Linked DNA regions of Homo sapiens: regions 2, 3, 4 and 5 are each linked to region 1. The links are chromatin loops, found by intact Hi-C in ENCODE. Cell type or tissue: PC-9. All regions are shown on one strand. Each heading gives the region's core, and the rest is flanking DNA. Links, peaks and the distances in the headings are about the cores only. Region 1 has its middle 54 kb from the start of WNT11. Region 2 overlaps LOC105369395 (a long non-coding RNA gene). Region 3 overlaps UVRAG (UV radiation resistance associated). Region 4 overlaps UVRAG (UV radiation resistance associated). Region 5 overlaps DGAT2 (diacylglycerol O-acyltransferase 2).

Region 1 (6,328 bases), core at 1,062-5,061:
CACACCAAGCGCTGGACTAGGCTCCAGGGTGAGAAATGCACAAGGCAGACACAGTGCCTGCCCTCAGGAAGCTGCCAGGCCTGTGGCTGAGACAGGAAAGTACAGAGGGCACAGAGCTGCGCTGGAGCTGGGTGTAAGGCAGGTAGTTGGGGAGGGGAGGACTGAGCCTGTGTCTGAGGGCCGGGGGCAGGGGATATGGCTGGGTGGGGGGAAGGAGGGGGATCTGTGCACAGGGTTAGCAGAAGAGCGGCCAGAACAGAGGCCCAAGGAGCTTCCCCCAAGGCTGAGCGTGGAAGACTGTGGGACTAGACACAGGACAGAAACCATGGAGATGGGGAAGGGTCAACAGGGCCAAAGACCCAGGAGCCATGGGAGGTGAGGGCAGGCACAGCCTGAAGCCCTTGGTGACCTCCATGGGAGCTGTTTCAGGGTTGGGGAGCAGCAAGGAAGCAAGGGGCAGTGGGCGTGCACAGTGGGGAAGTAGAGACAGTGAGTGTAGACAACTCTTGCGAGTTTAGCTATAAAGTGCTGGAGAAAAATATGGGTGGGAGTTGGAGGGGACTGTGAGACCGAAGGAAGATTTCCTGTAAATGCGAGTGGGATGGAGCCAGTAGCAGGGAGAAGGCAAAGGTTCAGGAAGAAGACGGGACAATGAAAGGAGCAAGGCCCCAGAGAAAATTTGGGGTGACAGGGGAGAAGGGGGAGCCCCAGGGCATGGTGAGGACAGCAAGGAAGGGTGGCCGGGCAGGAGTGGGCTGAGCTGTCCATCTGCATGGGTGGGAGGCTGCAGGCGAATTTCCCGCCTGGCCCCTGAAGAGGGACAGCCTGGGATGGGGGCCTGACTGGAGTGACTATTCCAGGGTACAGGCCAGGGCAGAAGGGGCACCATGAAGGTGGCTTGGAGCTTCTTGGGCCTTTTGAAGGAGATTCCTGAGGTTTATGGGAAGGGGTGGTTTGCTGCCCCTGAGTTCAGCATGCCTGGATTATAATCACCTCCTCCCCAGGCGCTCTTCAGCTACTCTTGTGCCCTCTAGCCCACTCTCCACATGGCAAGCACCTGACCTGTCCTAAACACAGCTCTCACCCTATGAGAACTGTTACATAAAAGAAAGCAACATTTACTTACCTTTGCTATATGCATTGTACACACTAGTTAACTGGATAGTTGGTGAAGGGAAGTTTCTCTTATATAAATATTCCAAGTAAAAAGATTCAGAAGGGATCATAGAATTAGGCTGTCAGCTCTTCGCAACTCCTAAATAATGAGCACGTCTAAGACAATGCTCATCAATGGCACAGAAAGGCAGGCAACCAGACACCTGATGCCTCCTGATGGAAAAGCACACACCTTTGAAATAGCCTTGGCATAAGTTTGACCCTGAATATAATGAAGCATCTATCCGTGCTGTCCAAAGACAGCAGACACCAGCCACATGGAGTTCTGAAGTCATTGAACAGTGGCTAATCCACATTGAGATGTGCTATGAACACAATCCACACTGAACTGCAGAGACTTTGTACAAAAAAGAATGTAAATTCTTTTGTATTAATTTTTATATTGATGACGTTAGAATGATAATATTTTGAATATATTGAGTTAAGTAAGATACAATTAATTTCATCCATTTCTTTTTGCTTTTTAAAATGTTACTACCTGAAAATCTAAAATTACATATGTGACTTGCACTTGTGGCTCACATGATTTACTATTGGGTGGTACTGCTCTGGATCTAACTACCAGTTTATGGGAAATTCAAAGGGCAGATGAGCCTTTAACACCAGGAAAATGCAATCAGAAAAATCCAGACGGTTGGAAACCCCGCAGGACGAGCCACCTGGTTTCTCCAATAAATATATTGAAAGAAAAAATACATAGAAGAAGGGAAAACCTATTAACAAGAGACTCAAGAGACATATAAATCAATCCCATTATGAACCGTGCTTGGTTCCTGTAAACTAAACAAACTGAAAAAAAGAAATTAAGGGACAATCAAAATGGAAGCACTGACTAAATATGATATGAAGGACTTGTTATTTGTTTAGGTGTGATAATAGCATTGTGGTTTTGGTTTTTTAAGTCTTTGTTGCTTAGATGCATAGAGAAATATTTACAGATGAGATGCATCTGTCTGGGATTGGGGATAGGGTGTGAATGGGGTGTGGAGGAAACAAGATTGGCTATGGATGATGGATGACAGGTGACTGGAGTCCGCTGTGCCTTGTGGCACACACCCTGCCCTCCAGCCAGGTGGATGCACTTGCCATTCCCAGAACGCCCTGCTCCTGCAGCCCTGGGGCCTTTGCCGCCATGATGTCTCTGCCTAGAATCTTCCCCCCTAACCCACAGCAAACCTCTGTCCACCTGTATGCCAGAGCTCAGCTACCCTCTTCTCCTCTTTGAAGTCCTCTCTGACGTCTTCCCCACTCTCCACCCACCCACTCTCCCTCCTTTGTGTTCCCCCACTACCTGTGTGTGCTTCCAGCACAGCCCTTCCTACATGTCCCTACGTGTATGTTTCCCTATCTGTCACCTTCAGTAGCCCATGAGCTCCCACGGGGCAGGCGCGGGATTTTAAGGCACAGCTTGTGCTCAGGAAAACTGGATAGATTCGTCTTGGTGTGTTGAGTGTCCATTTTACAGAGGAAGCAGTTGGGACCCGGAGAAGTTAGTCTTGGCTAAGTTCACAGAGCTAAAAAGTGACAGAGCTAGGACTTGAAATCAGGACCTTTGAGTCACGTCTCTGCCTGACCTCAGCCCTGCGGGCCCCGTTCCCGCCATTCCTTCCTGCCTCTCACGTTGACTGGGCTCCCCCTGTCGGTCGGCACTGGCTGAACAGCCATGGAGTGGCGCTTTGGGGAAACCACGGGCGACCAGGAAAGATCTCAGGCAAGCCTCGGGTAAGTGAGCTGTAAACTGAGACCTGAACCCAGACACAGCCCATGCCAGGCCGAGCGAAGAGCCTGTGCAGGGGCTTGGAGTAGAGAAGAGCACGGCTCCTGTGAAGGATTCAGAGGCTGGAGCTGGGCGATGGGCCACCGCGCGGAGGAGGCGCGGGCGGTGGTCCGAGTTCCTCAAGGGATCTACAGACGGCGCCCCTCCTACCCAGGGTGTTTCCTGATGATTGTATTTTGTATTTCAGCGTTGATGATTTTTTTTTTCACTACTTCACCCCCTCCCAAACGCCCAAAACTGCCTGGTGATTTTTTTTTTTTTTTTCAAAGTGCATCCTGACCCCTCTGGCTGCCTCCATAGACTCAGCTTTAGTCCCGGCCCATCCTGCTGGCACAAGGAAGCCACCGCATGTGATGGGGTGTAATTTACAGCCACAACCCTAATGTGCAGAAATATCACTTTATTTCCCCGTAACTGTCCTCACCCGAACCTGTTTTGGCCGCTGGCAGCAAAACGCTTATCTGACCACTTCAAGGCAACTCATTCATCTCTAGTTAAAGATTATCCCCTAGGGGGTAAATGCTCAAATTCCCCAAATTTCCTGACCTCACCCCTTCTGGCCCCAGGGACCAGGCTTCAGGCAAGTGTCTCCTGACCTGCCCGTGGTGTGGCTCATCTGGGTGTCAGGGGCCGGCCCCACTGCAGAGGCCCTTCCTTGGTTCTCACCCTGGGACCCTGTGCCCCAGGGCAAGGCCCACTCGGCTCCCTTGGGGCTCAGCCACCTAGCCCACTTTCCCTCACTGCTGAGATCAGGCCACCTGCATGGACTTCTCTACTCTGCTGGTTGGCTGTCCTGCACCCTGAGGAACACGGAGGACTTCTATGAAGGCTTGCCTGGCTCTTCCTGGCAGGCCTTGGGCAGTCAGGTCCCTGTTTCCCATTTAGAACCCAGAAGGGGACAGGGACCGGAGAGGAAGTGCTTCTCTCCAGCTCCACGAATCTTTTGACTTTGGGCTTCCTGCCTTCCAAATAGCCCCCACTGCAGCTGTTCACACCTTCACTTCCTCTTTCAAAGGTGAGAAGACTCCTACATCATCACCAGCGTGTATTTTTCTCTCCTCTATGGCTTTTGTTTGTTTGCTTGTTTTGATGGTTGTACATTCAAAGTCCTCCAGGCTCTGTCTGGTCAGAAGTCACACATCCTCTCCTTGCTCAACAAAGCCTGGCCTTGTGGGGAAAGCTTGGCTTTCCAGACAGGCAGCATTTCAACTCCCTTTATCGTTCTGGGCTGTATCCACTCTGCCCTGGAGGCAGTAAATGGGGGAATTGGTGAAGGAGTCAAAGGAATGACTAACACCCCAGCCTCGGCTGCTGCTCTCACTGCCACAGAGCAGGGACAGAGCAGGCGACTGGACGCACGAAGCATTCCTGCTGAGTGAAGTCCCAGGGATGTTGGGGCCTGCAGCCCAGACAAAGGAGCCCTAGAGATTCGGAGGGAGAGAAATAAGTTGTCATTGACCTGTAGTGTGGGCATGTTAAAGGCTGAGGAACTGGCAGTGTGGCATGTGGCAGGATTGCCAGGGTCACAGGATAGACAGTGATTTAGTTTCAGCAAAATATCATCCACCACGTTAATATTGCTAATATGAATTTAATTGGCTTAGTAGTTTTGTGTGGTTTTAATTTGTAAACTTGTTTTGGTTTAATGGTTGTGGGAGAGCTATAGACCTTAGTTTATATTTAGTTTTTAGTTTGTAAAATGTTCTCGAGAGTGAAAATGGAAGAATGGAACAGTCTATAATAATTCTTCCTTGCAATTCATCATCCGTCCTCCACACCACCCGGAAAAAACAGGACCCAGGAGGACATGGAAACAGTCTTTATTTCAGGGTTGTGCCATAGCTGCCCACCCTATGAGAGGAGGTGGGAAGCCCTGGGAGGGCTGGCTTCACCCGTCCCCAACCTGGGTCTTCCTTCTAGATCCTTGGGTGCCCTTTGTGGCTAGGCCCTCTCCTCTAGACTCTCTGGCCCCTGAACTATTTCCCCTGATGCCTTTAACCCCTGGGTTTCCCTCCCTCTTTGAGTTCAACCTTTTCTTTTCTTTTCTTCAGCCCCTGGAGGGTCCAGGCTGTGGAAGGGGCTGTGGCTCCTGTTGGCAGCGCATCCACCAGACAGACTCTGACCATTTGCAGCGCCAAGTGGGGTCCCTCCTGGCCTCACTGTGCCCAAAGTGTTTCTGTCTCTCACTCCACCACGGCTGCATTCCCAAATGCCCCCTCTGACTTCTGGGTTCAGTGTGTGCCAGGCTTCAGGAAAGAGGGGGAGAAGGAAAAGATCCCACCTTGGCACAGACTTCTTTAGGCGATATTACAAAGAAAAATCAGGTTTCAACCTTAGGGGGTCTCTACAGGAATTTTTAACCTTGAAATAATCCCTACATTATTTATTGTATGGTGTTGTAGGCCTCACTAGGGAATTTTTACTTGATCTTCAGTGCAATGGGAAACTTTGGAAGGGCTGTCAGCATGGAGAGTGACATGCTCTAGCATAGGTTTTCTTTTCTTTTTTTTTTTTTGAGACGGAGTGTTGCTTCGTCGCCCAGGCTGGAGTGCAGTGGCACCATCTCAGCTCACTGCAACCTCCGCCTCCCAGGTTCAAGTGATTCTCCTGCCTCAGCCTCCCCAGTAGCTGGGATTACAGGGCACGTGCCACCACACCCAGCTAATTTTTGTATTTTTAGTAGAGACGGGGTTTCACCATGTTGGCCAGACTGGTCTCAAACTCCTGACTTCAAGTGATCCACTTGCCTCAACCTCCAAAAGTGTTGGAATTGCAGGTGTGAGCCACCGCCTGTGGCCAGCCTAGGTTTTCAAAAGAGTGCAGTGGGAGAAACTTCCTGTAATGGCAGTGGTATGACGTGGCTGCATGAATTGTCCTGCAGATAGCAATTATGGAATCTAGACAAAGTATTAAAAAAAAAAAAAAGTATGTAAAGCCCCTGGAAAGTGTCTTAGAAAGACAAAAGCCGGAAAAAAAGTTTACTCTTGAAAAATGGCAAAGAGAAGAGGTAAGAATCATGGCAGCACTCTCACACCCCCGAGGCTGGAGCAGGTGGTAGAGAGTAGAGTTCAGAACTGTAAGGGCAGCTGGAGCATCAAAGGGGACATCCTGGCAGTGAGATAACTGCAGGAGGCCTCAGGCCCGAAACCCGAGCACAGATTCTGTCCAAATATTCCAATGCTAGAGGGCCTGGTGAAAAAAAACAGGCAGGAACTGGAGATAAGTTACCCTCGAAAGACAGAGCAGCTCTGGACTGGGTAAAATATGTGAGTGTCCTGCTTTTTGAACAGTGAGTGAATTTCCCAACCTGTATACAGCGCAGCCAGCAGAAAGTGAAAAGTCTTACTGCCTTGAGGTATCAGAGAACAGAGTCCA
Region 2 (6,328 bases), core at 1,259-5,258, 170 kb after region 1:
GTTGAGTATGATGGTGGGTGCCTGTAATCCCAGCCACCCAGAAGGCTGAGGCAGGAGAATCACTTGAACCCAGGAGGCAAAAGTTGCAGTGAGCCAAGATAGCGCCACTGCACTCCAGTCTGGTGATAGAGCAAGACTCTGTCTCAAAAGAAAAAAAAGATGGGCCAGGCGCAGTGGCTCAAGCCTGTAATCCCAGCACTTTGGGAGGCTGAGGCGGGTGGATCACGAGGTTAGGAGTTGAAGACCAGCCTGGCCAACATGGCGAAACCCCATCTCTACTAAAAATACAAAAATTAGCCAGGCGTGGTGGCAGGTGCCTGTAATCACAGTTGCTTGGGAGGCTGAGGCGGAGAACTGCTTGAACCTGGGAGGCGGAGATTGCAGTGAGCCGAGATCGCACCACTGCACTCCAGTCTGGGCGACAGAGCGAGACTCTGTTTCAAAAAAAAAAAAAAAAGAAGAAGAAGCTGCAGCTGCCCAGCCAAAGAGGCTGCACCAAATGACCACCAAAGGGCTCCCTAAAGGATCTGAACACTTGCCTTGGAAGAACAGGAGGGAGTGTGCTTTGTGCCGTAACCAAGTCAGACTTTTCAGGAGTTCTTGGTTCTGGGCCTGTGTTCGTTGTGGGATGTGGGCAGGCCCAACCCTTTCTGAGCCTGAGACACCAAGGGCCCTTCTACCTTTGACTTCTATGTAGCATCAAAACTGGGCACCCAAATACAGAGGCCCCTTGGGGGACTTCAGGCTAAAATTTCCCTTATTGATGCCTAGAGAGGAACAGGGATAAGATCAAGGTCATGCAGCAAGTTGAGGACACTCCCATCATTGGTACAGTGACCTAGAATCCTGAGTCCACTCTGCTGGCCTCTGCGTTTGCCCTTCCATGCTCCTGGGTTTTTCTGCAACAAATATTTGCAGTTTGTTACCATGGTTTTTTGTTTTGTTTTGTTTTTTTCTGAGGCAGAGTTACTCTGTCACCCAAGGTGGAGTGTAGTGGTGCAATCTTGGCTCACTGCAGCCTCGACCCGCCAGGCTCAAGCAATCCTCCCACCTCAGTAGCTGGGACTACAGGTGCATGCCACTGCTCCCAGGTAAATTTTGCATTTTTAGTAGAGATGGGGTTTTGCCATGTTGGCCAGGCTGGTCTCCAACTCCTGGGCTTAAGCGATCCGCCCACCTCAGCCTCCCAAAGTGCTGGGATTACAGGCATGAGCCACTGCACCCAGCTCGTTACCACATTCTGCCCACCTATCTTCATGGGCAGCCCATCACTGCTTACTTCTTGCTTCCAGGCACCCAGCCTACTGACCACAGGGCCCCTTGAAAGGCCTTGGTATTAACATTTTGGCCGGGCCTGATCCCAGACCATGTGCTGCTTGCCCCACTGGGCCTTGCCTCTCCCTGGATCACTGGGTCGGCCTCTTGGCTGGCCTCCAGCTGCTGGTCTCTACCTCACAGCAGCCACAGAAGTGCTTCTGGTACTCAAGTCTGCCCAGGTCCCTGCCTGACTTGGAACAACTGGAGACTTCCCATGCTCTAAAACAGGGAGGGAACCTGACTTCTTGAGGGCGCAGGCACCTGAGTGGCCTCCTGATAGCTCCACATTAGCTTTGCTCAGACCCTGGGAGATTTGGCCGCTGCTGCCCTGTAGCTCCTGGGAGCAGTCTCACCATGCTGAGCCCATCCCTTTAGCTGCCTGTGGCCTTGCTATGCCAGGCAGCCTGATGAGCCTGGTTTCTATCACTCTCTTGCTGTGTGACTTTAGGCAAGTCACCTCTCCTCTCTGTGCTTCACTCTCTTCTGCAAAACAGAGTTAGTAATTCCAGTGTGACCCCACCAAGCTGTTGTTAGGATTTCGAGGCTGTGCATGGAAGTACCAGCACGGTGCCTGGCCCATTGCGGTGTACCGTGATCTGGTAAGGATGCTCTCAGAGTGCACCTGTCATTCAGTCATTCATCCAAAAGGACAGCACAAAGCTCCCATGGGGGCCAAGCCCCGTGCCACGGGGAGCAATGTGAATCAGGTGCCAGAGTCCCCACCCTGAAGGCGCTCTGGGTGATTCAGCAGAGAAGATGGGTGCAGGGACCCTCAGTCACACAGTGTGGTCACAGCTGTGGCAGCCCAGAAGGGGCACCTAAGCCCCCATACCTTGGAGGACCCCACTGAGTCATGGAAGGTGAGAAAGAGTGCGACATTAGGATCGGCATGGATAAGTCATGACGGCCAGGGTGAGCAGGGGCCTGGGAGCCCAGAGCAGATCTGCATCTGCTAAGCAGCATTTAGGGATGATGGGGGGCAGGGAAGGGTTTAACGGAGTGGGGGTGGTGATCGCTGGATCTGTGTGTGAGGGAAAATCCCTGGGCTGGGTGGGGGATGGATGGGGTGGGGAAAGGTATGGGCAGGCATGGAAGAGACAACACAGCCATCTGTGAGGAGGCTGGGACAGTGGTCCAGGCCAGGTAGATGGTGGGAACCGAGAGGAGAGGGGGCAATGGGGAGGGCAAGAGGAGGCAAACGGGAGGGATTTAGGAGAGGGAAGGGATGGGATGAACTCCCACATCAGGCACTGGAACCACCCCTGAGCTACTAACCCATTCAGTGACTCAGGCAAGCCCCTCCCCCTTGGGGGCCTCAGTTTACCTACATGTGAAATAGGACATGGGCCAGAAAATCCCTGGAGGCCCTCTCTACTCACACATCCTGTGGCTCTGTAAAGCAAGTGGCCTTCCCTGCTTCTGGAGGAGGAGGAGCAAAGCCCATCCCCACCCTACCCCTCCAAGCCTCATCCCTGGAGATGGGGCCCAAGCCCCAGGGCCAAGTGGGACAAGGGGTCTGACCCACTTAGGTGAGGGCAGGTAGCAGCGCCCTGGAGGCTGCATACACAGAGCTGCAGCGCCACCTACTGTCCATGTGGGAAGAGGCCACCAGTCCCAGGAGCCCGGCTCTGACCTAAATAAATCCCAGTGGACTGAAGCACAGCTAAGAGTTCCTACCTGGGCCCACTGGCCCAGTTCCCTCCCCGCCACCCCCAGGTCTCTCCAGATGGCTCGATGAATGCAAGATGCTTCCTTCTGTAATGGATTCTGACCACATCATTCTCTTGCTCAGAAACCTTTCATGGTTCCTCACTGCCCTTGGAGTCCATGCTTGCTCCTTAGTTGGCATTCAAGGCTCTTCCCATCCGGGCCTCTGCTGACCTCTGATGCCCCATTTCCTATACAGCAAAATACTCACCAGCTCCTTAAACGTTCCATACTTTCCCCAGTCTTGTGGCTTTGTATTAGGTTGGTGCAAAATTGCAATTTTTGCCTTTAGTCAACAGCAAAAACCACAATTACTTTTGCACCGACCAATATATATTCTTTTTTTTTGTGTTGAAACAGAGTCTTGCTCTGTCGCCCAGGCTGGAGTGCAATGATGTGATCTCAGCTCACTGCAACCTCCACCTCCCAGGTTCAAGCAATTCTCCTGCCTCAGCCTCCCGAGTAGCTGGGATTACGGGCACACCTCACCACGCCCAGCTAATTTTTGTATTTTTAGTAGAGACGAGGTTTCACCATGTTGGTCAGGCTGGTCTCGAACTCCTAACCTCGTGATCCACCCACCTCGGCCTCCCAAAGTGCTGGGGTAACAGGCGTGAGCCACTGCGCCTGGCCCCCGATATATATTCTTGCCTCTGCTTGAAATAACTTTCTCTGCCTTCTTGGCTTAAAAACCAGTGCAGGCCAGGCGTGGTGGCTCACACCTGTAATTCCAGCACTTTGGGAGGCCGAGGAGGGTGGATCACTTGAGGCCAGGAGTTCGAGACCAGCCTGGTCAACATGGTGAAACCCTGTCTCTACTAAAACAACAAAAATTAGCCAGGGGTGGTGGCACATGCCTGTAGTCCCAGCTGCTCTGAGGTTGAGCAAAAGAATTGCGTAAACTGGGAGGTGGAGATTGCAGTGAGCCGATATGGTGCCACTGCACTCCACCCTGGGCAACAGAGCAAGACTCCATCTCAAACAAAACAAAAAGTGCCAGTGCAAAGTCACCTCCTCCATGAGTTGCCTTCCTCAATATACCTTTCTCCCCAAGTTCACTACTGGGCACACAGCCTGCTCTCGATAAAAGTTCAATCCCATCTTCCTCTGGGTCCCCATAGTTCCTGTGCTGTCCTTTATCCCTGCATAGGCCAGGAATGTTTCTGTACCCATCTCTTGCCCTCCCCAGGCTCTGAGCTCAAGGGAAGAGACTGTGTGTGACCCATTGCTTCTCAGCATAAGGTCTGGTGTTCAATACATTTGCATTTATTAAGCATCTACTATGTGCCATTAGACTAGATGTTTTCCCGTGCTTTACCTCATTATAGACTTAAGTCACCTGTGTTGAACATGGGAGTCTTGACCACTTTGTTCCTGCTCTTCCTGTCAGCCAAAATGCCTTCCCATGAGCTTGCCACATAACCATGGGTGGCTCACTGGACTTTCATCTGGGCAAAGAGAAGGGTGTGCTGACACTACTCATGGCTCCTTCATCTGGGACCTACCCAAATCCCGTGGCTTTGCTCACAATCATCTGATCCTGTTGTGCCCAAGATGCCTGCTCCCATGCCTGGATACCTGCTGCAGCTGCTCCAAGCCAGGACCCTGCCAATCTGTCATTTTAGATCTTCAGCTCTGGGTTGGTCTTCCAGGTGCCTCTGCCTCCCAAGGAAACCCAAGGAACTCCGCCAGAAAGGGAATGCCTAAAAGAGCAGCAGTGGGGACTGTAGGGGTCCTCCTGCCTGCCCCTTTGTTATCCAGAGTGGGGCCCTGACTTGCCTGAAGTCACACAGGGACTCCGGTATTCCAATCCTCGGCCTTAAGATCGCTGCTATCCGGTTACTTCTATCTAAAAGCCCTAGAGAAGTTTCGGGAGACACTCAAAGGGCCCTTGTCTGGTTTCCAGGCTGACCAACTCTAATGGAGAAAAAGCTCACTCACTAAGCATACATCAAATGCCAGGCGTATAGAATCCTTCAGTGGAGGGATCATTCTCCCCATTTTACAGAGGAATAAAGTGAGGCTCAGAGTGAATGAAAGACTTTCCCAGGTCACATGTCTGCAGTAGAACTGGGGTTCTCGGGTGGCCTTGATCACCATGCTCGGCTCCCTTGAAGGCTGACGCACACAAATTAATTCCAAAGACAAGGCAGCAAATAACCAGATACAGGCTTTGGCGTTCTGAGACCCTGAGGGAGCAGGGAAGACTTCCTGGAGGTGGTGAGTGGGGCACTGAGAGAGGCCTTGGAAGAGGGTCCAAGCTGGACTAACGAGGAAGGAGGAGGGTTGGCAGGAGGGAGACATTCCCACTCCCGTCACCTGGGTGCAGGCACTGTGACTTCTGCCTACAGCCTCCTCACCCATCCCCTGCCACTCCCCCAGTCCCCCCCCGCCCCCCCCCGACACCAGCCAGAGTGGCCTTCCCGGAAAGCAAATGACTGGCCAGTCAGGGTCCTGCTTACAATCCCTCAGAGTCGCCCATCCTCCAGCATGGTTTGCCAAGGACCTGCTCGGGACTGGCTCTCCCCACTCTCTCCAGCCCCATCTTGAGCCACTACACCTTGAATTCAGCGTTTCAACAACACACAGTATTTGGAATTTCTCCAACTGCCCCCCTGTTGGTCTTTGCATATTCTGTTCCCTCTGTCCATCATATCCGTTCATCTTTCAGAGCTTAGCTGAAATCCCTCCAGGACGCCTTCCCTGAGCCCCGGATTGAGTGGGGTGCCCTCCCCCAGCTCCCACCCTGGGTCTGTGTCTGCCTGCCCTGCCCATGCCCGCCCCACAAGGCCCACGCTTGCGCCCTCGGGCTGCGCAGGGCGAGGGTTTGGGGGCGCGGTACTGACGGGTGTCCAGGCCTCTCCTCGAAGGGTTCCGCGCGCAGAAAGGTGGGCCGGGGCCAGAAGACGCGCTGGAAAGGCGTTTTCTGCCCCCTCCGGGCCTCGGGAATATTTGTGGGCTGCCGGCGGGGCAGGCGGGGTGGGGGAGGCTGCCCGGCGGGCGGGAAGCCCCGCGCACTCGGGTCCCCTGCGGTCCCCGGCGGGGGTCGGCGCGTGCGGAAAGCGGCCCGAGCCCCCAACCTCGGCCCGTCCGCAACCGAAGAGGAGGCGACCGCAGCCTGGAAAAGAAGAGCCCCCAGCTGTTTCCTTCCACCCGGGCGGGCGGGACGGAGAAGGGAGGGAGCCTGGGAGAGACGCAGGTGTGGCGCTCGCCTGTGCTGGCGGGGTGGCAGCCGGGGCGTGGCACCCTCGGAGTCTCGACTCTGCCCACTTCTCAGGCAGAAAACTGAGGTGGTCCCATGGCC
Region 3 (4,000 bases), core at 1-4,000, 120 kb before region 1:
TATTAACTTTCACAATATTTCAAGCTTTTCATTATTATTATATCTATTGTGGTGACCTATAATCAATGATCTTTCATGTTATTGTTGTAATTATTTTGGGACAATACAAACCACACCAATATAAGATGGCAGACTTAATCAATGTTGTGTGTGTTCTGACTGCTCCACTGACCAGCTCTTCCCCCATCTCTCTCCCTCTCCTCAAACCTCCATAGTCCCTGAGACACAACATTATTGAAACTAGACCAATTAATATAGCCCTATAATGGCCTCTAAGTGTTCAAGTGAAAGGAAGAGTTCCAATATCTCATTTTAAATTAAAAGCTAGGAATGATTGAGCTTAATGAGGAAAGAATGTGAAAAGCTGAGATGGGCTGAAAGCTAGGCCTCTTGTGTGAAAGAGCCAAGTTGTAAATTCAAAGGAAAAGTCCTTGAAAGAAATTAAAAGTGCTACTCCAGTGAACATACAAATGATAAGAAAGTGAAAAGACTTATTGCTGATATGGATAGAGTTTTAGTGGTCTGGATAAAAAAGTCAAACCAGCCGCAACATTCCCATAAGCCAAAGCCTAATCCAGAGCAACGACCTAACTTTCTTCAGTTACTTGAAATCTGAGAGAAATGAGGAAGCTGCAGGAGAAAAGTTGGAAGCTACAGAGGTTGGTTAATGAGGTTTAAGGAAAGAAGCCATCCCTAGAACACAGAAGTACAAGGTGAAGCAGGAAGTGCTGATAGAGAAGCTGCAGCAAGTTATCCAGAAGATCTAGCTAAGAGTATTGATGCAGGTGGCTACACTAAACAACAGATTTTCAAGGTAGACAAAAATAGCCTTCTGTTGGAAGAAAATGCCATCTAGGACTTCGATAGCTGGAAAGGAGAAGTCAATGCCTGACTGCAAAGATTCAAAGGAAAAGCTGACTCTTTTATTAGGGGCTAATACAGCTGCTAACTTTAAGCTAATGCTCAGTGACCATTCTGAAAATCCTGGGGCCCTTAAGAATGATGCTAACTATACTCTGTGTTCTATAAATGTAACATCAAATCCTATATGACAGCACATCTGTTTACAACATGGTTTATTGAATATTTTAAGGCCCCTGTTGAGACCTACGGCTCAGAAAAAAATATTCCTTTCAAAATATTACTGTTCATTGAAAACACACCTGGTTACCCACAAGTGCTGAATGGAAGTTGTCTTCATGCCTGCTAACATAGTATCCATTCCGCAACCCATGGATGACTTTTAAGTCTTCTTATTTAAGAAACACATTTCATCACATTTCATAAGACTGTAGCTGCCATACATAGTGATTCCTCTGATGGATCTGGGCAAAATCAATGGAAAACTTTCTGGACAGTATTCACCATTCTAAATGCGATTCAGAATATTCATGATTCATGGGAGGAGATAAAAATATCAGCATTAACAGAAGTTTGGAAGAAGTTGATTCCAACCCTCATGGATGATTTTGAAGGGTTCAAGACTTCAGTGGAAGAAATAACTATTTCATGATAAAAGTTTAACAATGAGGAGTTGCATCTTATGGATGAGCAAAGAAAGTGGTTCCTTGAGATGGAACCTAATTCTAGTGAAGATGATGTAAAAAAAGGATTTAGAATGTTACATAAACTTAGTTGACAAGGAAGTGGCAGGGTTTGAGAGGAAGGATTGACTCCAATTGTAAAAGAAGTTCTACTGTGGGTAAATGCTATCAAACAGCATTGCATGCTACATGAAAGGCAAAGTCAATTGATGCCAAAAACTTCATTGTCTTATTTTAAGAAATTGTCACAGCCACTCCAACCTTCAGCAACCACCACCCTGATTAGTCAATAGCTATTGCCAAGTAGGCAAGACCCTCCACCAGCAAAAACATTATGACTCTCTGAAGGCTCAGATGATCATTAGCATTTTTTAGCAATAATATGTTTTTAAACTAAGATACGTACGTTGTTTTAAACTATATATTTTGTATTTTCTTTAATTTTTTCCATGAACACATGTTCAAAGATATTTTTAAAACATAATGCTATTTTCATATATACTGGGAAACAAAAAAAAAACTGTATGAGTCACTCTTTATTGAGATACTCACTTTATTTATTTTTATTTTTATTTGTAGAGAAAGGGTGCCGCTATGTTGACCAGGCTGATCTCAAACTCCTGGCATCAAGCGATACTTCTCTCTCACCCTCCCAAAATGCTGGGATTACAGCTGTGAGCCACAACACCCGGCCAAGATACTAACTTTTCTGCAGTGGTTTGGGACCAAACCCACAATATATCCAGTGTATGTCTGTACTTCAAATAGGCCGAGAGTTAACTGTCTACAGTCTGCTAAGTAGTCACGTAAGCATGTGTGCCTTGGAAGATACGGGTTAGTGAATGCTGAAGCCCTTATTCTTACAAGGAATGCAGAGCATTTTCAAACTAAATAGTTCTCACCCTGGCCCACTATTTACTTTTTTAGTCATATCCCCAGGTTCCTTCCCAGTTCGTAACCTATGCTTCAGTCAGACTGAACAATTGGTTGTTTTCCAAACACATCACAGTATTTCCTACCTTGATACTCATTGTCCATGCTATTCTATTTGTCTGGAATGCCCTCCCTAGCCATCTCTAGCATCAAAACTGTGCTTGTACATGAAGCCCTCCCTTATTATCAAAACTTTCATCGTAAGCTCTTTCTTGATTTCCCATAGTTTGGTAAACTGTAATTCTTTTGGATTCCTGTGAACTATTCTCTCTATATAGTATCACAGAAATGAAGTTCTTTATATGTACTTTAATTTAATAACAGCCCAACTCAATGATGCAGGTAGTGTATTTGAGTTATTTATCCTTGTCTGAAATATTTTCAGGGTAGAAACTGCATCTTACTTGGTGTCAGACTTCCCTGACTTGCAGAGAGGCTTGTATTTTGTAGACACTCAATAAATATTTCTTGAATTAGGAGAGTAAAAGGAACATTCAGTTTTTGCAAATTCTATTAGGTAATCTGACACTCTACTCTGTGACCCATTGTTTTAACTCTGGATGCTCTGGCCAGGACAATCATTATTTCATAGAGTCCCTTGGGACTGTGGCAAGCTATTAACTTCTGTGCTGTTGTAATCCAAGGCACAGGCATCAGCACTGATGGGGTTATGTTCAGGGGTGTGAGCAAAGAACATGTTTTAAAATAAGGAATCCCCATGGAAATTCAGGCAGTAAAGATCAACAAAATAAAAATGCAGAAGGTGGCTGCTGGGTGAGACAGGAAATGAACACCTTGTGAAGATTAGGCATTCCGCTGAGAGAGGAGAAATGTGGAAAATGAGTCAAGAGAAATTGTGCAGCTATTTCATCACTGACACTTGGAGGTATATTGTTGTGTGTGTTGTTTTTAATGAAGTGTGCTTTTATAGTGCTGATGTTATTATCTGGATGAGGAAGTCTTCTCTAGTATTACTGTCATCTCAGCTTTCTGTAACCAACTAAATTAAAATACAGTAATGTAATGGGACAGTGGGATAAGAAAGAAAACCAGATGACTCTGACATGTGACCCCAACCTGAACTTACTGCTTTTCTAGTTTTCGGTATACTCAAATAAAAATAGAGTCCAGTGTAATGCTTGCAGGGGCTGGGGGGACTGGACAGAGGAATAATATATTTAGTTAATAGTGGGGTATGTCCCACATTCAATACTGTTACATTATTAATATATGTGAAATCAGTGTTTCTCAACAGGACTCCCAACACATCAGTGAGCGTGCCAGTAGTTCATGGACTATTTGCAGTCCATTATTATTTATCATAGGACAGCATAGATGCTTTGTGTTCTGATATGAAGTAATCATTGAATTTAATAAAGCTTTATTTTATTGGTGTTGCATGAAAGTAGCTCTGTTCTTTTCTTTAATTCTTGTATGTTTGAATTTTTTGGTAAGCAAAGAATGGGAGAATGAGGGTAATTATATCAAGCCAGAGAGTTTGCAGTAGGTAATTTGGGGGAATA
Region 4 (4,000 bases), core at 1-4,000, 260 kb before region 1:
CATTCTTCTTTTTTACATTAGCTGTGACCAGAAACAGTTTTATTATTATTGCTGATGATTTTGTTGATGTTAATACTCCCTCTGTCTACATTATCTTAATATGTCTTCAGGCACTATGGATCTAAAAGCTGAAATTACTTATCTGTTCATAACTTTTCCCTCTTTGTTTATCTGCTTCTCCCAAAGGCTTTACATCTTTCTGTTGAGTTTTTAGGAACCAAAATCTCTTAACTATAGAATACAATGGCTAAGTAGTTCATTTTCACTTCCAGGAGTGTGTTGGACACTACCTAATACACTGAAAAATTTTTCATTAAAATAAATACTGGATTTTAATCCTTTGTTCAGTAACCTCTTCTGGCATTGTTAGGGAGTGATATATTCTGGTTAAGCGTATGTAGCAAAATGGTCTTTATTTGGCATACAAATGTGGCACTCTGTTTTTTTTTTTTTAAAGGAAAAAAAAATAGAGATGAGGTCTCACTGTGTTGCCCAGGATGGTCTTGAACTTCTGGGCTCAAATGATCCTCCTACCTTGGCCTCCCGAAGTGTTGGGATTACAGGCGTGAGCCACCACACCTGGCCAGATACTGCAATCTTAAGTATTTAATAGCAATTCAGACAAAAGAGAAGTTGAATAAGTGATGATGCAAATTTTTGTCTTAGTTGTAAAAGTGATTCATGATTTTTTTTCCTGGCAAAAAATGTCAAGCGCCTACTACAAGCCTATTATTAAACTAGGTACTGTGGGATACAAAAGTATAAGACATGGATTCAAAATTTATTTTCTTTGTTGAGGAGATAAGACAGTATATATTCCAGAAGACATGCAGTTTACAAATGAGTTTAGTTTGAAAAATTGTTTTTGGTGTCATTTGTTTGCATCTTGCAGATAATGCAGGTAAGTTATAGCAGAACCTTAAATAATTTGAAGAGCACTTCAGGAAGAGGTTTTAATGTTTGGTGACTATTGGGAAGCAAAGAGGAGCTTTGTTATACCTTGAAGTTGGTGTGGAGGTTGGTGAATAAGGCTGGGTGACCTTTAGAGATTTCTACAGGGGTTTTCTAGGTGGGTTTAACCGCTATGATGGTGATTAGGGGAGGATGATAAATAAAAAGCTGTTGAGTCAGTAAGCTGGAAATCTTTCAGATCCCTATTCAGGATTTTGCCTTTAATGTATACAGGTAAGATTATCTTTGCCTTTATTTCATTTTGGTGACCACTCGTCTTTTGTGGGACTGCTGACAGCTGCTTTTTATGAATGCACAGTCCTAGTCGTTAGGAATATGGATATTGGAGTCAGATTGATATAAGTTTAATTATAGGCACTCCTGACAACTATTACTCCAGTAAATGGAAACTTCTACTCACTAGGCTCTAAATCCTATGATAAGAGGAATTACATCTCTAATGCTTACCATTGTATTAACACTATATCTCTAGCACAGTGCCTGGTATGTAGTAGGCTCTCAGTAAAACTTTGTTAGTGAATGAAGGTGAATGCTTGCTGTGTTTAGGGCTATCACAGCAATCATTGAGAATAAAAATCTTGAGTAGATGATATTTGTTCCACCCTGGGTTACCTCCAGCCTCAACTTTTGGTATTTATTTTTATGTAACTCATATTGGCATAATTACTCCAACTTTTGTGCTATTGATAAGGTGCAAAAGCATTAGACCAGTTGTTATAAGGCTGGAGTGAAATTACTTATAGACAAATCTCTAAAGATTAAAGAGCTGTGAAGGTAAGTATATAGATACATAGAGATACAAGTAAGAATTTCATTTTTCTGACTAGAAGCTACAGCGGTAATATCTTTAGAGTCCAGTAGATGGCAATACTTTCTCACTTTAATGGAAAAAATTAGAGCAGGCATAGAATCCAAGTCAAAAGGAGCAAATCTTTGTGGATGAAAGAAACCCAAGATATTGAAATAGCAATTTGGTGATGAATTTCACAAAAATAACCATATAACTTGATCGTCTCGAGTACATAGGCTGAGATTGAAGATTTAGGTATAAAAAGTTTCAGGATCTGTTTTGAAAGCCTGAACAAATGAAAACTCCTTATTTTATATTTTTCAATTTGTTCTGGTACTGTGTTGCTTAGCAAATCACTTAACTTCTCTCAGTTTTAGGTTCCTCATCTCAAAAGTAAGAAAATCCTAATTAGCTGGATAACACCGCAGGGAATATTAGTTATCTAGCCCAACACTCTTATTTTGTAGATGGAAAAACTGACGTTCAGGGGGCTCATGATTTATTGAACTTGACATGGCAAGTTAGCTCTATGCTACAGATGATAACTTAGACATAGCTATAATTTATTTTATTTATTATTATTATTTTTGAGATGGCATCTCATTCTGTCACCCAGGCTGGAGTGCAGTGGCATGATCTCGGCTCACTGCAACCTCTGCCTCCCAGGTTCAATCGGTTACCTGCTTCAGCCTCCCGAGTAGCTGGGATTATAGGCATCCGCCACCACACCCAGCTAATTTTTGTATTTTTAGTAGAGATGGGGTTTCACCATGTTGTCCAGGCTGGTCTCGAACTCCTGACCTCAAGTGATCTGCCCACCTCGGCTTCCCAAAGTGCTGGGATTACAGGCATGAGCTACCAGCTGCTATAATTTATTTATCTCTATATATCTATATACTTACCTTCATAGCTCTTTAATTTTTTTTTTTTTTTTTTGGACAAGTCTCGTTCTGTCACCCAGGCTGGAGTGCAGTGGCGCGATCTCGGCTCACTGCAAGCTCCGCCTCCTGGGTTCAAGCAATTCTCTCTCTCAGCCTCCCGAGTGGCTGGGATTACAGGGGCCTGCCACCACGCCCGGCTAATTTTTTTGTGTTTTTAGTAGAGATGGGGTTTCAGCATCTTGTCCAGGCTGGTCTTGAACTCCTGACCTCGTGATCCACCCGCCTCGGCCTCCCAAAGTGCTGGGATTACAGGCGTGAGCCACTGCGCCTGGCCCATAGCTCTTTAATCTTTAGAGTTTTGTCTGTAATTCATTTATTCCAGCCTTATAACAACCTTAGAGGAAGGTAGGGCCAATTTATCATTATTTGCTTAAAAGAAATTGAGTCACAGAGGGGCAAAGTGACTTCCTTTCATTCCGTGACTTAATCATTTCTGTACAATGAATTGCCCCTTTCTCTTTGCTCCTGAAGCCCTTTTGACATACCTCTGTTAGTAGCTCTTGAGTTTATTGTAGTTTTTTGAATTGTCTATCTCTCTCTCTTTCTAGAAGGTACAAACTGTATTTTAACTTTGTAATACCAGGCTCAGTAGCAGGCATCTAATAGGTATATAGTAAGTACTTATGGAATAAAAATGAATGGCCAAGATGTTAGGATGAGTTGTGGCAGAACCTGGATCAGAACACATCTCTCCCTCTTTATAGACGTGCACTTTCTTCGTTATACTACGTCACCTGTGAAGAGGTGATGTGATAGAAGATTTTCATCATTTAATTTTTGTTTGAGGTTTCTTCCATCATTTAATTTCACTGTGATTATATACTGTTAGCGACATCTCCTTTAACTTATAGCGTCTTAGGGGGGCAAGTAGTAGTATTTTCATTTTCAGGATGAAGATGCTGAAACCCAGAGAAGTTAAGAGATTTCCATGTAGTTAACTTTGTAGAACTGAGAAATTAAATAGGTGGTTATTTCCTCTTGCTAGTCATACTAATGGATACTAACTTGTTTCCAAAGCACGTCCCAAACAGTACGCAAGCAGAACATCATTCAGAAGTAGGGATTAACTGTCCCAAGTAAAGCCAATATTTTAATAACAAAGAGCTGGATATGGTGTATTTCTGCCCAGGTCTTTTAGTACATTATCAAGGAAAAGTTGGAAAAAAAATCATTTAAAAAGTCCATTCCTATGCATATTCTGTTTGGTTTTCCTTTCCCCTGCCTTACAAAATAGAACAAAGAAAGACTGGGAAAATCCTCAGGGACTGTTTATAATAGCTGCTTGCTTTATTATAAA
Region 5 (6,328 bases), core at 1,191-5,190, 350 kb before region 1:
TAAATTTGGAAGTGTCATGGGTGTCTGTGGGTTATTTAAAAGAAATTATAACAATTTTGCTAAACCATTACAATGTTAGGTCTTTTTTAAGAAGGAAAAAGTCAGTATTTCAAGTTCTTTCACTTCCAGCTTGCCCTGTTCTAGGTGGTGGCTAAATCTGGGCCTAATCTGGGTGGCTCAGCTAACCTCTCTTCTTCCCTTCCTGAAGTGACAAAGGAAACTCAGTCTTCTTGGGGAAGAAGGATTGCCATTAGTGACTTGGACCAGTTAGATGATTCACTTTTTGCCCCTAGGGATGAGAGGCGAAAGCCACTTCTCATACAAGCCCCTTTATTGCCACTACCCCACGCTCGTCTAGTCCTGAAACTGCAGGACCAGTTTCTCTGCCAAGGGGAGGAGTTGGAGAGCACAGTTGCCCCGTTGTGTGAGGGCAGTAGTAGGCATCTGGAATGCTCCAGTTTGATCTCCCTTCTGCCACCCCTACCTCACCCCTAGTCACTCATATCGGAGCCTGGACTGGCCTCCAGGATGAGGATGGGGGTGGCAATGACACCCTGCAGGGGAAAGGACTGCCCCCCATGCACCATTGCAGGGAGGATGCCGCCACCATGAGCTAGGTGGAGTAACTGGTTTTTCTTGGGTGGCTGATGACATGGATGCAGCACAGACTCAGCCTTGGCCTGGAGCACATGCTTACTGGTGGCCTCAGTTTACCTTCCCCAGATCCTAGATTCTGGATGTGAGGAAGAGATCCCTCTTCAGAAGGGGCCTGGCCTTCTGAGCAGCAGATTAGTTCCAAAGCAGGTGGCCCCCGAACCCAAGCCTCACTTTTCTGTGCCTTCCTGAGGGGGTTGGGCCGGGGAGGAAACCCAACCCTCTCCTGTGTGTTCTGTTATCTCTTGATGAGATCATTGCACCATGTCAGACTTTTGTATATGCCTTGAAAATAAATGAAAGTGAGAATCCTCTATGAGTTATTGCTGGGGCTGCATCTGCATCTGCTGCTGACACCTGGGGAAGACTGGGTCCCCAGCTGGCTGCCCTCTGAGCCCTCTAGCCCCTTGCACCTTTGGCCCACATGACCCTGCCATGGTGTGTAAGTTACCTGTCACTGTGTAACAAACTACTTCAGAGCTCAGTGGCTTCCAACAGCATCTGTTGTCTCCCAGTTCCAAGTCACGATTTGAGGCTTGGCTTGGTCCTCCACTCAGGGTTTCTCACAGGGCTGCAGTTGTCTTGGAGCCGGGCTGAGGAAGGATCCACTCCCAAGGCCGTTCCTGCAGTTGTTCGCAGGATTGACTTCCTCACTGGCTGTTGACAGAGGCCACTTTCAGTTCCTTGCCACATGGGCCTTTCCATGGGGTAGCTCACGGCACACCAGCTTACTTAGCAAGAAGAGCCAGTGAGTGGAGTGAAGTGTGCGAGCAAGACGGAAGTCCCAGGCCCTTATAACCTAACCTGGGAAGTGATATCCTGTCACTTTTGCCATATTCTGTTCATTAAATGAACATTGCTCGGTCCAGCTCCCACTGGACGGGAGGGGATTACACCAGGGAATGGATGCCAGGGGGCAGGGGTCATTGGGAGCCACTTGACATGATGCCTACCATGTGGTAAAGGGCTCCTGTCCAGCTGGGGGGCCCTTGGGTGGCTGAGCTGGAAGGCTCCTTATGGGTCACTCAAGCTGTGTTCCCTGCCCCTGGCCTCAGCTCTACCAAAAAGGCAGAGGCCTGGCCTGCTGTCACCCTAGCGATTACAAGATGCCACCTCTTTTCTAATTCCTTTCTGTTCAGTGAGTACTAAGCACCTGGGAACCCTTCCTAGCCGAGACCAAAGGACCTTGTTCTAACTTCCTTACTGCCAGAACTGTCCTGCCTGTCCTTGCTGTTCATCCCCCTCAGGGCCAACTCCTCTGTGCCAGAAACTGTGAGAGAGCTACTTGGGAGCAGAGACAAACATTGGGAACAGCTGAAGATACGCAGGGTGGCCAGAGCTGTGCCAGAAGCCCCAGCCTGCCCGGGGGTGCGTCACTGAGGAAAGAACGCCTGAGCTGGGCCTTGAAGGGCGGCTGAGAGTCGCCAGGAAAGGAAGGCAGTGAAGGGCAGAGCAGTAGGGGAAGGATAGGGAGGCCTGATTGGAAAAACATTGCCGGTTTGAAAGATGGAGGAGGCAGAGACAGCAGTGGGGCTTAGCTTGGAAGGGTGGGGAGCTGGTGTCTCCAGAGTTTCTATGTGGGCAGAAAGGCAGAGCAGTGGGAGGAGTGCTGGGAGGGGACAACAGAGGCTGGCTTCTAGCGCCAGGCAGGCCTCAGGCTAGAGTGCTCAGGTCAGAGGATAGCCATTTCCTTTCGGATGGGGTAAAGGCCTTTTTTCTGGTGAGGGTCTCAGCATCACCCCAGCCCCAGCCTGAGGCTGACCCAAGGCTGGACTGCAACCTCAGTCTCTGGCTTCAAGTCAAGCCCTGGCCCTAACGAAGCTACTCCACCAAGGTAGGCTGTTATTCTCAAGCACTGCTTTTTGTGAAGAGTGAGCACCTTCTGTGTACTGGGGAACTCCGCCATCTGCCTAAGAAGAACAGGGACAATAACTGGGTCCCAAATCTCAGACAGATGCCCTCAGTGGCCTGATCAGAGCTGAGACCACCCTGGTCTTAAGCTGTGCATAGGGCAGGGGGGACTCTGATAGGTTCTGTGAACATTGCCTTGGGATGGGAGTTGTTACCTTGGGAGAAGGAACTGGAACCGCCTTTCCCCCGAAGACCACCTGCCCCTGGGTGTAGTGGTGAGGGCAGCACTTTGAGACTGAAGATGGTCAGTTCCATGATTCTGTCTGTGGTTCCCAGATACAGCCACAAGGGGGCACTGAAGATGGCTCTCAGGCATAGGCCACACTGCGACTTAGGCTTGCTTTCCACATTTTCACATCTCTCCAGCTCCTTACCCAGGCTAAAAGCTAGGGTGTTTCACAGATAAAGATATTTATTAGGTCAAATTGGCTTATCACGTTGTTCAAATATCCTCTTTCTTTGTTGGTCTTCTGCCTAATTGTTCTATCCATTATTCAGAGCAGGGTATTGAATTCTCCAACTGTTGTTATTGATTGATGTCTCCCTCCAGTTCTGTCAGTTCTTGCTTCATGTGTTTTGGGACTCTGCCGTTACCTGCATGCGTGTTTATAACATGTTTATGTTATGTCTTCCTGATGAATCCACGCTTTATCATTATAAAATGCTGCTCTTTGTAGTAACAGTTTCTGTCTCTAAGTTTACTGTGTATAACCTACATTGGTACAGCGACCCCAACACTCTTTTGTTCCTATTTGCATGACATGTCTTTTCTATCCTTTCCCTTTCAACTTATTTGTGTCTTTGAATATAAAGTGCGTTGTAGACATAATAGTGTTGGATATTTTTTATATCCACATTTCTACTCTTTGCCATATGATTGTTTAGTCTCTTTACATTTAATATAATTATAAGGTGGGATTTACATCTGTCATTTTGCTATTTGTTTTCTGTGTGTCTTATTTTTTTATTCCTCACTCTTTCCATTACTGCCTTCTTGTGTGTTAGACAACTGTTTTCTAATATACTATTTTAATTATCTTCTTGTTTCTGTATATTTTTGAGTTATTTTCTTAGTGGTTGGTTGACACTTTAGTCCAGATTAATACAAATTAAGATTAACATCTTAATTTCTCCATCATTTGGACAGGGTAGCTTGAGAGAAAAGAGGGGCAGGCCATATAAGAATGGTGTAGTGGGTTGAATAGTGGCCCACACAATATGTCCACATCCTAATTCCTTGAACCTGTGAATGTAGTCTTATTTGGAAAAAAGGGCCTTTGCAGATAAAATTAAGTTAAAGATTTCAAGATGAGGTAATACTGAATATCTAGGTGGGACCCAAATTCAATGATAGGTGTTCTTAGAAGAACAGGCCAGGCGCAGTGGCTCATCGCTACAATCCCAACGCTTTGGGAGGCCGAGGCAGGAGAATTGCTCAATCCCAGGAGTTCGAGACCAGCCTGGGCAATGTAGTGAGACCAGCCTGGCCAACATGACAAAGCCCCGTCTCTACTAAAAATACAAAAATTAGCCAGGTGTGGTGGTGCACACCTGTAGTCCCAGCTACTTGGGAGGCTGAGGCACAAGAATTGTTTGAATCCAGCTGGGCGCAGTGGCTTACGCCTGTAATCCCAGCACTTTGGGAGGCTGAGGTGGGCAGATCACCTAAGGTCGAGAGTTCCAGACCAGCCTGACCAACATGGAGAAACCCCGTCTCTACTAAAAAATACAAAATTAGCTGGGGTGGTGGTGCATGCCTGTAATCCCAGCTACTCGGGAGGCTGAGGCAGGAGAATCGCTTGAACCCGCTTGAACCTTGGAGGTTGCAGTGAGCCAAGATCACGCCATTGCACGCCAGCCTGGGCAACGAGAGCGAAAGTCCGTCTAAAAAAGAAAAAAAAAAAGAATGTTTGAACCCGGGAGGTGGAGGTTGCAGTGAGTGGAGATTATGCCACTGCACTCCAGCCCGGGCAACAGAGCAATACTCTGTCTCAAAAAAAAAAAAAAAAAAAAAAAATAGAGGCAGAGATTGGGAGTTGTGTAGGCATAAGGCAAGGAACACCTGGAGCCACCAGAATCTGGAAGGGGCATTGAAGGATTCTCTCCTCGAGCCTTCTAAGAGAGCACAGCCTTTGATTTTGGACTTCTGGACTCCAGAACTGTGAGAGAATAAATTTCTGTTTTAAGCCACCCAGTTTGTGTCTTAAACTAATACAGTGACTTTAATATATTTATACCACCTGATAGAGAAGTTGGACCAGAGGATGACAACCTCTAGTCTTCTCACAAATCAAATATTTCACTTTTGTTTCCATGGGGTGGACTGCAAGTTTGGAAGACACTCTTCCCTAGTACTTCTGAGAGGGTGGAATATTTTCCCATTTAAAGAGTTATAATGGGATTATGAGGAGGAGAAAAGTGGAGACTTCCCCGACCCCCTGCTTCCACCACCATTTTTACAGCAAACGCATGCTTCATATATTTATTTCAAACTTCTTTTTCATATTCCTGTTTCCCTTCCTTGCAAACTCTTTTTCAAAATATTTTTTACCACTTTCCGTTTAGGGAGTTTTGTTTCATATATTTTCATCTAATTTTTTAAATCATACATACACATTTTATTTCTTATGTTTTTTATGTATCATTAAATCACACTAACATACATCTTAAAAAGTTTCTTCTCTGAAGTATCAAATGATTTTTGAGATTTATATTTACTTTTGATGAAAACTAATATGTCAAAGTATTTTTCTTCTATTAAACATGAACAGTATATCTTTTCATTCAATGTATATGATATAAAAATATATTCCAAGAAAGTATGACTTCGCTATATAAATGTATTGAAAATATATGCAGTAACACTATTTCATTAGAGGCAGTAAAATGTAGGATTAACAACACTGGAGTTAGACTGCTTTAGAATCCCAGCTCGAAACTCAGAACATGTGACTGCCTTCACTTTCTAATCTCATAGCACTGTTGTGTCGATACACAAAAACTGCTTGTAACAATGCCTGGCACAATCCAAGCACTCAATAAATTATTGTTTTTTAAAATCTAAGCTTTAGGGAGTTGAGCCTGATCTCTCTCTCCTGCTACAGAACTCCACTGTGGTAGCCCCTCTTGAATAAAGTCTGCCCTACTGTTTTTTTTGGTTTTTTTTTTTTTGAGACAGAGTTTCGCTCTCGTTGCCCATGCTGGAGTGCAATGGTGTGATCTTGGCTCAGCACAACTTCCACCTCCCGGGTTCAAGTGATTCTCCTGCTTCAGCCTCCCGAGTAGCTAGGATTACAGGCACACGCCACTACACCTGGCTAATTTTGTATTTTTAGCAGAGACAGGGTTTCTCCATGTTGGTCAGGCTGGTCTCGAACTCCCAACCTCAGGCAATCTGCCTGCCTCGGCCTCCCAAAGTGCTGGGATTACAGGCGTGAGCCACCGCACCTGGCCCCTACTGTTCTTAAATAAACAAATGAATCTAAGCTTTATGAGCAAAATATTAGGATAAAAGTAAAATAAATAATTTTCATTTTGTTTCCGTGAAATAGATTACAATGAACATTACACGATTTTTAAATATTTTTTTAGAAACAATCTCATAAAAATTTTCAAGTACAATATAAATAATTTTTTTCCTAAATTATTTGAGAGTATGTTGTGGACATAACTCATCACTCTCAACAAACAAGAATGTTATTTTTTTTCTTTTTTTGAGAGAGGGTCTTGTGCTGTCACCCAGGCTACAGTGCAATGGCACGAT

The links. Peaks named below come from ENCODE experiments on the same cell type or tissue, not always from the same donor. Only the 100,000 strongest peaks of a DNase experiment are listed, where the experiment ranks them.
Region 2: a loop joins it to region 1, with 6 times the contacts of the local background. A loop is called at or near these places in 16 of 110 quality-filtered maps.
Region 3: it touches region 1 in a loop (2.8-fold over the local background); 3 of 110 quality-filtered maps call a loop at or near these places.
Region 4: a loop joins it to region 1, with 15 times the contacts of the local background. A loop is called at or near these places in 106 of 110 quality-filtered maps.
Region 5: a loop joins it to region 1, with 11 times the contacts of the local background. A loop is called at or near these places in 66 of 110 quality-filtered maps.

What each region holds. Positions count from the first base shown.
Region 1 is chr11:76,149,537-76,155,864 of GRCh38, forward strand. No RefSeq gene overlaps it. Among named protein-coding and RNA genes, the nearest start is that of WNT11, 54 kb to the right of the region's middle. RefSeq lists enhancers at 2,421-3,301, 2,953-3,042, 3,943-4,002. In PC-9, for the core only: a CTCF peak has its summit at 2,821 (motif pointing left); DNase peaks (open chromatin) are centred at 2,145, 3,455 and 4,145; H3K4me3 peaks cover 368 bases; H3K27ac peaks cover 2,509 bases.
Region 2 is chr11:76,316,066-76,322,393 of GRCh38, forward strand. It overlaps LOC105369395 (a long non-coding RNA gene), which reads left to right. Exons shown (of 5, transcript XR_950333.3): 5 at 4,415-4,594. Among named protein-coding and RNA genes, the nearest start is that of THAP12, 62 kb to the right of the region's middle. RefSeq lists an enhancer at 3,004-3,063. In PC-9, for the core only: CTCF peaks have their summits at 2,889 (motif pointing left) and 3,097; a DNase peak (open chromatin) is centred at 2,906.
Region 3 is chr11:76,028,095-76,032,094 of GRCh38, forward strand. All of the region lies in intron 12 of UVRAG (UV radiation resistance associated), which reads left to right. Among named protein-coding and RNA genes, the nearest start is that of WNT11, 180 kb to the right of the region's middle. In PC-9, for the core only: no CTCF peak of the experiment used is centred there; a DNase peak (open chromatin) is centred at 2,457; H3K27ac peaks cover 2,684 bases.
Region 4 is chr11:75,895,192-75,899,191 of GRCh38, forward strand. All of the region lies in intron 5 of UVRAG (UV radiation resistance associated), which reads left to right. Among named protein-coding and RNA genes, the nearest start is that of UVRAG, 82 kb to the left of the region's middle. In PC-9, for the core only: CTCF peaks have their summits at 1,839 (motif pointing right) and 2,042; a DNase peak (open chromatin) is centred at 1,850.
Region 5 is chr11:75,800,567-75,806,894 of GRCh38, forward strand. It overlaps DGAT2 (diacylglycerol O-acyltransferase 2), which reads left to right. Exons shown (of 8, transcript NM_032564.5): 8 at 1-968. Among named protein-coding and RNA genes, the nearest start is that of UVRAG-DT, 11 kb to the right of the region's middle. In PC-9, for the core only: a CTCF peak has its summit at 2,824 (motif pointing right); a DNase peak (open chromatin) is centred at 2,876.